Linked DNA regions of Homo sapiens: region 2 is linked to region 1. A link is an interaction called in ENCODE POLR2A ChIA-PET data of the cell type or tissue named here. Cell type or tissue: PC-9. All regions are shown on one strand. Region 1 overlaps ANKRD16 (ankyrin repeat domain 16). Region 2 has its middle 38 kb from the start of CALML5.

The links. Peaks named below come from ENCODE experiments on the same cell type or tissue, not always from the same donor. Only the 100,000 strongest peaks of a DNase experiment are listed, where the experiment ranks them.
Region 2: POLR2A ChIA-PET joins it to region 1 with 9 read pairs; 2 of 35 experiments call an interaction of 5 or more read pairs at or near these places.

What each region holds. Positions count from the first base shown.
Region 1 is chr10:5,866,794-5,870,793 of GRCh38, reverse strand. All of the region lies in intron 7 of ANKRD16 (ankyrin repeat domain 16), which reads left to right. Among named protein-coding and RNA genes, the nearest start is that of TRV-TAC3-1, 15 kb to the right of the region's middle. In PC-9, no CTCF peak of the experiment used is centred here; no DNase peak of the experiment used is centred here; H3K27ac peaks cover 365 bases.
Region 2 is chr10:5,459,430-5,463,429 of GRCh38, reverse strand. No RefSeq gene overlaps it. Among named protein-coding and RNA genes, the nearest start is that of CALML5, 38 kb to the left of the region's middle. In PC-9, no CTCF peak of the experiment used is centred here; no DNase peak of the experiment used is centred here.

The DNA.
Region 1 (4,000 bases):
ACAGGTGAACCAGGTCTCTTGTTACTCTTCCTACTCTGGAAGGCCCAAAGCATCCTGAAGGGGAGTGACACCCTGGGGGTAATTGAAACAACATTTTAAAAATAGCAATGGCCAGGCACGTGGCTCACGCCTGTAATCCCAACACTTTGGGAGGCCAAGGCGGGCAGATGGCTTGAGACCAGCCTGGACAACATGGTGAGACCCTGCCTCTACAAAAAATACAAAAAATTAGCTGGGCGTGGTGTGCCTGTAGTCCCAGCTACCAAGGAAGCTGAGGTGGGAGAATTCCTTGAGCCCAGGAGGTCAAGGCTGCAGTGAGCTATGATTGCACTTTTGTATTCCAGCCTGGGTGACAGAGCAAAACCCTGTTTCAAAAAAAAAAAAAAAAAGCAGTAGGGAGGGAATGAGGACTGGCTGGTGCCCGGGCAGAGTCGCAGGGAAGAGAGGCCAAGAGCCAACGCTGACCTCACTGTGCGGGTGCACTGGGGGCCCCTGCGAAGCTGACCTCACTGCGCAGGTGCACTGGGGGCCTCCGTGAAGGGGTCGGTGAGGAGCTGGACAAAGATCAGAGCAGGTTTGAGAGAGAATGGGAAGGCAGAACCTGGAGCTTGCAAATGAAGCAGTGGAGAGGGATGTGGATCGATGTTTTGGTTTTTTTAATGGAGCAGATTACAGTTTACAGATTGCTGAGAGAATGGTCCAACAGAAAGTGAGGAGGAGGAATGAGTCTAATGTCTGTACGAAGCAACTAGAGTCTTGTTAAAATGCAGATTCCTTCAAACCTAGGGATCCTGAAAAAAAGAAAAATGCAGATTCTCAGAGGGAGAGAGTCCAGGGGTGCGGGGGCCAGTCAAAAAAACTACCTACTGGATACCATGCTAAGTGATGCGATCCTTACTGCAGACCTCAGCATCACGCGATATACCCAGGTAACAAACCTGCACATGTACCCCCTGTATTTAAAATAAAAGTTGAAATTAGAAACTATTAAAGATGCAGATTCCCACCCACCCACCCCTCCCCCCAGCAACCCCCAGCTGCTTCCAGCTAGTTCCCAGGGGCGGCCATAGCTGCTGCATTGAGTAGCTTCTTGTGCATGAGGAGAAATACTCGCGTTCACCCTGCCGGTTCCTCCCCAGCCTCAAGAGGGAAAGCTGAGCAGAAGGGTGCTGAGCAGGAGCTGGGGCCCTTGGTGCTGGGAAACACCAAGCTGTCTTCTAGGTGCTTCGACTTCTCAGTGAAATAGGAAAGCAGGTGATCAGCTGAGAGTGAGGATGTGGTATGGGAGGTCTGACGAGTTAGGGAAGGGTGAAATAGTCCATTAGGGGAGCAAAGGCCTGGGCAGTGCTTCTCAGGCCCCCACCTTGCTGGACACAGGTGGCTGGGCAGCCCCAGAGAGCTGGGCCTGTAGGTCCAGGGTGGACTCTAGGAATTTGCATTTCCTTTGTTCTTTTCCTTTTTGTAATGGTTTTACTGAGGTATAATTGGTACACAAAGCTGCACATCCTTGATATATACAGTTTGATTAATTCAGACATATTTGTGCTCCCAGGAAACTATCACCACGGCCAAGGCAATAAACACATCCCTCGCCTCCAAAAGCAGGGTATCTAATCTTTTGTCTCCCTTGGGCCACATTGGAAGAAGAATGATTGTCTTGGGCCACACATAAACTACACTATCACTAAAGATAGCTGATGAGCTTTAAAAAAAAAAATCGCAAAACATCTCAATGTTTTAAGAAAATTTACAAATTTGTGTTGGGCCACATTCAAAGCCACCTGGGCCACAGGTTGGACAAACTTGTCCAAAAGTTTCTTCCCGCACCTTTGCTTTCTTTGTCTTTTTGTGGTATTGTGTCCAGAATTTATTCCTTCTGGTGGGTTCTTGGTCTTGCTGACTTCAAGAATGAAGCCACAGACCTTGCGGTGAGTGTTATGATCTTAAAGATGGTACATTCAGAGTTGTTTGTTCCTCCTGGTGGGTTCGTGGTCTTGCTGACTTAAGGAATGAAGCCGCAGACCCTCGCAGTGAATGTTACAGCTCTTAAGGGTGGCGTGGGCCCAAAGAGTGAGTAGCAGCAAGATTTGTTATGAAGAGCAAAAGAACAAAGCTTCCACAGCGTGGAAGGGGACCCGAGTGGGTTGCCGCTGCTGGCTGGGGGTGGCCAGCTTTTATTCCCTTACTTGTCCCCACCCACATCCTGCTGATTGGTCCATTTTACAGAGTGCTGATTGGTGTGTTTACAATCCTTTAGCTAGACACAGAGCGCTGATTGGTGCATTTTTATAGAGTGCTGATTGGTGCATTTACAGTCCTTTAGCTAGACAGAAAAGTTCTCCAAGTCCCCACTTGATCCAGGAAATCCAGCTGGCTTCACCTCTCAACCCACCCTCTAAACGGAACACCCCAACTGCTACTGGGAATTGGGTGATGACCATTCTAGCTACTTCCTGCTGGATAGGGGCAAAGAAGGGTCCCTGCAGTTGTAGTGTCCTCTAGAGGGGAACTCTTTAGGCCAGTCAAAGGGCCAGCAGTTTGGTCCAGGGGTCCTCAGTAGAAGTTAGTTGAGCTCATTTGGGGTTCCATTTGTAAGACCATCTGTAGCTTGATGGCCTCGATCCTAGAGGAAACAAATTTGACAAAGAGGTTAAAAATACAGGGCCCAAAGGTGAGTAATAGCAAGATGGATGTCACGGGACCTAGAAAGGGGAGAAGTCATGTCACCCAACTCCAGAGGTTGGTATAAGAGTTTGAAAGGCGTTGTCTGATTTCAGAAGCCTTTTCCTGTAAACGCCAGGCGGCATCTCGTACTATCCCTGCCTGGTTAGTGTAAAAGCAACACTCTTCCCCTAAGAAGGTGCAAAGTCCTCCTTTCTCAGCAGTGAGGAGGTCCAAGCCTCGGCAGTTTTGGAGAGTCGCTGCTGCCAAAGAGTCTATTTGGGATCGTAGTTACTATCCTTACTGGATAGATTTTGTTATTTCTTGCAAGCTGTCTGAGAAATCCTTTGAGAGTGTGTGGTAGTAGGATAATGAAGTAGATAAACTGGCTATTCCGGTTCCTGTAGCAGTGGCCATTCCTAACCCTATAAGTAGGGGTATTAGTGGATGGCTCTGCACTGATGGACTTGAGCTTTGAGGGGCGCTGATAGGGTCTGATTTCCATAAGATTAGAGGTTAGGATAATACATGTTACACTGTTAAATTTTAGCAAACTTTACTTTTGTTGAAAACCTTATAAGTTTGGGATTTTAATTTTTCTTTGCTATTAATAAAACCTCGTTCAGTCCATATTATCTTAGAAATGGTATAGATGGCTTCTTCCTGATTCTGTAAGTACTTTAAAGTTTGGCTGAGTGCCAATAGCTCGCAGGTTTGAGCAGACCAATTATTAGGCAATTTTCCTAACTCTGTTTCTTCAAGAGTTTCCTTATCACTTACTGAATACCCATTGTGTCTTTTTTCCTTAATCTCCGGGGAGGAACCATCTATGGTCCTGTCCTGAAGGAGTTCCTCCTAGGTCTGGTTGGACCTTTGTATGGTAATTAGTTAAGAGTTAGATCCCCTGTTAGGAAACCTGCTGGGTTAAGGATTTTTGATAGGAAGGCTATGGGTTGTCAGTGGCCTCAGTACTTTCAGGCTACGCCCTTGCTTACACTGATAACAAGGTGGTATTGGAGTGTTATAGGGTAACAGAGAAGACCTTCAATTATCAATTATAGGTTTTAAATTTACCCTGGCTTTTAAAGGAATAGGGTACACTGTTTTTTCTTTACTATTTCCATCTCTCTTTCTTTCTCTTTGACTTCTTCTTTGTCTTTCTCTCTCCTTCTGACTCCCTCTTTGTCTCTCCCTCTCTTTCTTTGACTTTCTGTTTCTCTCTCTCTGACTCTTCTTTGTCTGTCTCTTCCTCTCTCTCCTTCTCTCTTTGACTTTCAGCCTCTCTGTCTCTTCCTCTCTCTGTCTCCCTCTTTGACTCCTTTGTCTCTGTCTCTTCCTC
Region 2 (4,000 bases), 410 kb after region 1:
GGAGAAGAGGCGAGGGCGGTAGGAGATGAGGAGAGTGTGCTGGTACCCAAGAGCGGAGGAGGTGTTCCAGGTGCTGCCGAGGTTGAATCTGATGAATTACTCCTGGAAGCTGCCGGCTGCTGGAGATGGGAGCTGGGGTTGAGGGTGGCTTAGAGGAAGGTGGGGGTGGGGGTGGCCTAGAGAAAGCTGGGGAGTCAGCGTGCAAAGGGAGCAGGGACGTCTGGGCACGAGTGCAGTTGTGTGAGCTGATGATGGAGGGGGAAGGGGTGCAGGTTTAGGAGGCCGACCCTGGATACTGGTACTTGGGGGAGAATCGGAGGTGGGGAGCATGCATGGTAAAGAGCTGCTTTGCCCTGGGAGGGCACCACTGAGCCCAGCATTTAGAGCATGGCCTGGGAGTTTGGGGTAGGGTAGAATGGGGCAGGGGGACCACATCTCAGGCTGGAGGGAGGGCAGGCTGGACGGGAGAGGAAAAGCCGGTGCCTGGTGGGACAAGGTGAAGGAGGGAAGGAAGAACAACAAATACAGGGGCACTCAGATGCATTTAATCTCAGCTTTGCCACAAGCCAGCTGCCTGATCTTGGGCAATTCACTTGATGTTTGTAGATTTCAGGTTCCTCAGCTGGCAAAGGGGATCAGACTAAGTGATCCATGTGGGTTTCCAGGTCTAACTTGATAGATCTGTCCCTGCTTGTCCTGCCCAGTGAAAGAGGAAAACAAAAGGCTATCCCACCCGCCCCCAGCAGCAGCTGTTGAGCAATGTCGATTCTATGGGAGATTATCAGATTCCTCTGAATCTAGCTAATTTTGCCTTACTTTCCAGTCTACTCAACAGCAAACATTTCCAGGTATTGTAACGCTATCTCCTTTCTTAGAAGACGGTAATGCAGCTAGTGCACTGGCCGTTGGTGAAATTCTCAGGGCCAGGCTGGGTGGATTGCTTCCTGGGGGGCCGAGGAGCTTCCTCAGTGTCTTCTCATTGCCTCAGCTCACACGGAGTGTGGCAGCCACGTTTGTGTGGCAGAGAAAAAGGTGTTGGCAAAGGAAACAAATCATGGTAGAGAGATACAAGGAGGAGAGGAGAGGGAGGAAAGGGGCTGTATTAATGAAGCCAGAATCCAGATTAGCCTAATATGACTGCCAAGTTGTAATGGAGAGAACAGCAAGTGTGAAATTCAGGCAAAAGGTCTGCGTTTCTGTGAGACAGTAGATAGCAAATGCAGTATTTTGAAAAGCAAAGGCTGAGGGTTTGGCGAGAGTTAAGAGGCTGAGGAGCTGGAAGCATTATAGATAACTGGAATTCCACAAGTTCTTTTCTTCCTTTTCGTTTTTTAAAGCGGTGGTTTCTTCGCGTGTCGCCCAGGCTTAGTGTAGTGCTAGTCACAGGCAGGGTCATGGCTCACTGCAGCCTCAAACTCCTGGGCTCAAGCGATCCTCCCATCTCAAGTCTCCCGAGTAGCTGGGGCTACATGTGCCACCACACTTTCTTTTTAACTTCTGCTTTTTTAGTAAAGAATCTCCAATATACACACAAATGTGTGTAAAGAGTATGATGAATTTCCTGTGTGTCTGATCCAGCTTCAGTGATTCCCAACTTATGGCCAATCTTGTTTCATTTTTGTCCCAACCATTCTCCTGCCTCGTAATTTCAAAGAAAATCCCAATTGTCGTTCAATTTTACCCATAAACATTTCAGTAAATGCCTCTATGACTCTGATCACAGTGCTATTGTTAAACACGAAAATCTAACAGTAACTGCTTGACTTTAAACATACACTCAGTGCTGGATATTTTCTTATTTAAAAAGTTTGATTTAGCTCTAAATGAGGGCGATGCATTGCAATTGTCTCTTAGGTCATAGATTCCCCTCCATCTCTCCTTTTTCTGGTTTCTATTTCATTGAAGAAATTCTACTTGTCTTAGTTTCCTGGAGATCAGATTCATGTGTGACCTTGGCAGGCCTTAGCTGGGATGCGGGTCCCTCGGGAGTTAGTGGCTTGTGTGTTCTGTGCCTTTGATGATCCTTCAATGCATCAGGGCTATGAGATGGCGACACTACCATTCCTTCATTTATTAGCTGGGCTGCTGCTCCACAGACAATCTCCCCTTTGTTAGCTATTTGGTTGCTCTGATAGTCTGCAGATGAAATAGGAGGATAAATGCCTGATTCTTTTCCTTTATTTACAGTTTTCAAAGCCCTACATTCGTTCCCTGAGATACTCCAAAGGAAATCAAAGTTTTTATTTTGTGAAGAATCATTATGTAGCTATGGGCTTAAATGTGTCTGATGTTTCAATCCATGGTAGTTATTATCCTAATGAGCTCTAATTGTCTCAAGCACTTTTAAATTAATGCCCCACTCGTCATGAGACACCTGTGCGTCTCTGTACAGGACCGTGTCATTCCAGGCTTAGGAAAGGCACCTGCTTTCACTCAAGTCTGCATCCATCCGTCTCACAAGCAGCCCACCTTCTAAGAAAACAGGCACATTTCTTGACTGAACAGGTCTTAGAAGAGAGAAGTATTCTGAAGCTAAGGCTATGTGGTATCAGATTGAAAGTACTTTACAAAAGCATACTTGATACTTTTATATTATCCCAAAGAAACATATTCAGCACGGTCGAATGTGTCACAAGTGTGACTTAGCAGACCAGCGAGAAGTGTGAAAGGTTGATGTTTTTGACTCTTCTTTATATAACAAACGTGATGTCAGTGCACGGAGAACCCACAGGAACAAAGTGAATCCGTGTTCCCCGGCAGGTTCCCTGGAGTCCTGTCAGGACAGACAAGAGGATCTCAACTTGGCATCCACAGGGTGGTCTGGGGAATATCCCTGAAGTTCCAAAGTCATGTGGATGTGGATGTACATACATTTTCCTGGGGAGAGGGTCCTGGCTGTCATTAGAACCTCAAATATGCATGCTGTAAGCGTAAGTACCACTGGACTCGAATAACCGTCCCTCCGGGAGAAGTCTTTGGTCTTGCAGTTGGTCCTGGGGATTGCTGAGTGCAGACAAAATGAAAACTTCTCTGGGTCTAGGGAGATTTATTCTTGAGGACATTCCTCGCACCGGAGTTAGATTCCGTGGACAAAGGGGTATTACTCTTTCATCAGTGTTCTCTCATGCCAATTTTAGAAAGCCCATTTGGGCTGGGCACAATGGCTCATGCCTGTAATCTCAGCACTTTGGGAGGCAGAGGTGGGCTTATCACCTAAGGTCAGGAGTTCAAGACCAGCCTGGCCAACATGGTGAAACCCTGTCTCTACTGAAAATACAAAATTACCCAGGCGTGGTGGCACGTGTCTGTAATTTCAGCTACTTGGGAGGCTGAGGCAGGAGCATCAGTTGAACCCAGGAGGCAGAGGTTGCAGTGAGCTGAGTTTGCGCCATTGCACTGCAGCCTGGTAAACAAAAGCAAAACTCCATCTCAAAAAAAAAAAAAAAAGAAGAAAAAAGCCCATTTGAAGGCTGAGATATCATCTACTTTGAACCCCTAGGACTCCTAAGTGTATACTTCTTAGCCAGTTTCAGCTCTAGCGACAGGCAGGAATTTCAAGTGAGGAATATGATGAAGGCAAACTGTAACATTGCCACTTTAGGTCTTTCTGCCTCTGTCATCAACATTTACAGATGGGGGCCTTAACTAGGCATTTTCTGATGCTTGTAAAATTAATTACTAGCATTATAGCCATATATATTTGAAACAAATATCATGCTGTCTGCATACTGAGAAAAGCATTAAATACAAAGTAGACCCAGCTACCACAAAAGTCGCTGAACACATCTGATGGGTCAGTTGTGTCCTGATAGATCCCAGGGTGATTTACCTGTGATCCACGGATGGCTAATAAGATGACCTGGTTTCCCTTACCACTGTGCATACACACATCCTGAGACGGACCATGAAGTTTAAGAAGATTTTCAGGGCAGAGACTATTCTTTGCTGAAAATATGTAAGCACACCCACTGGAGAAAGGTAAAAAGGCAGGGAAATTAGA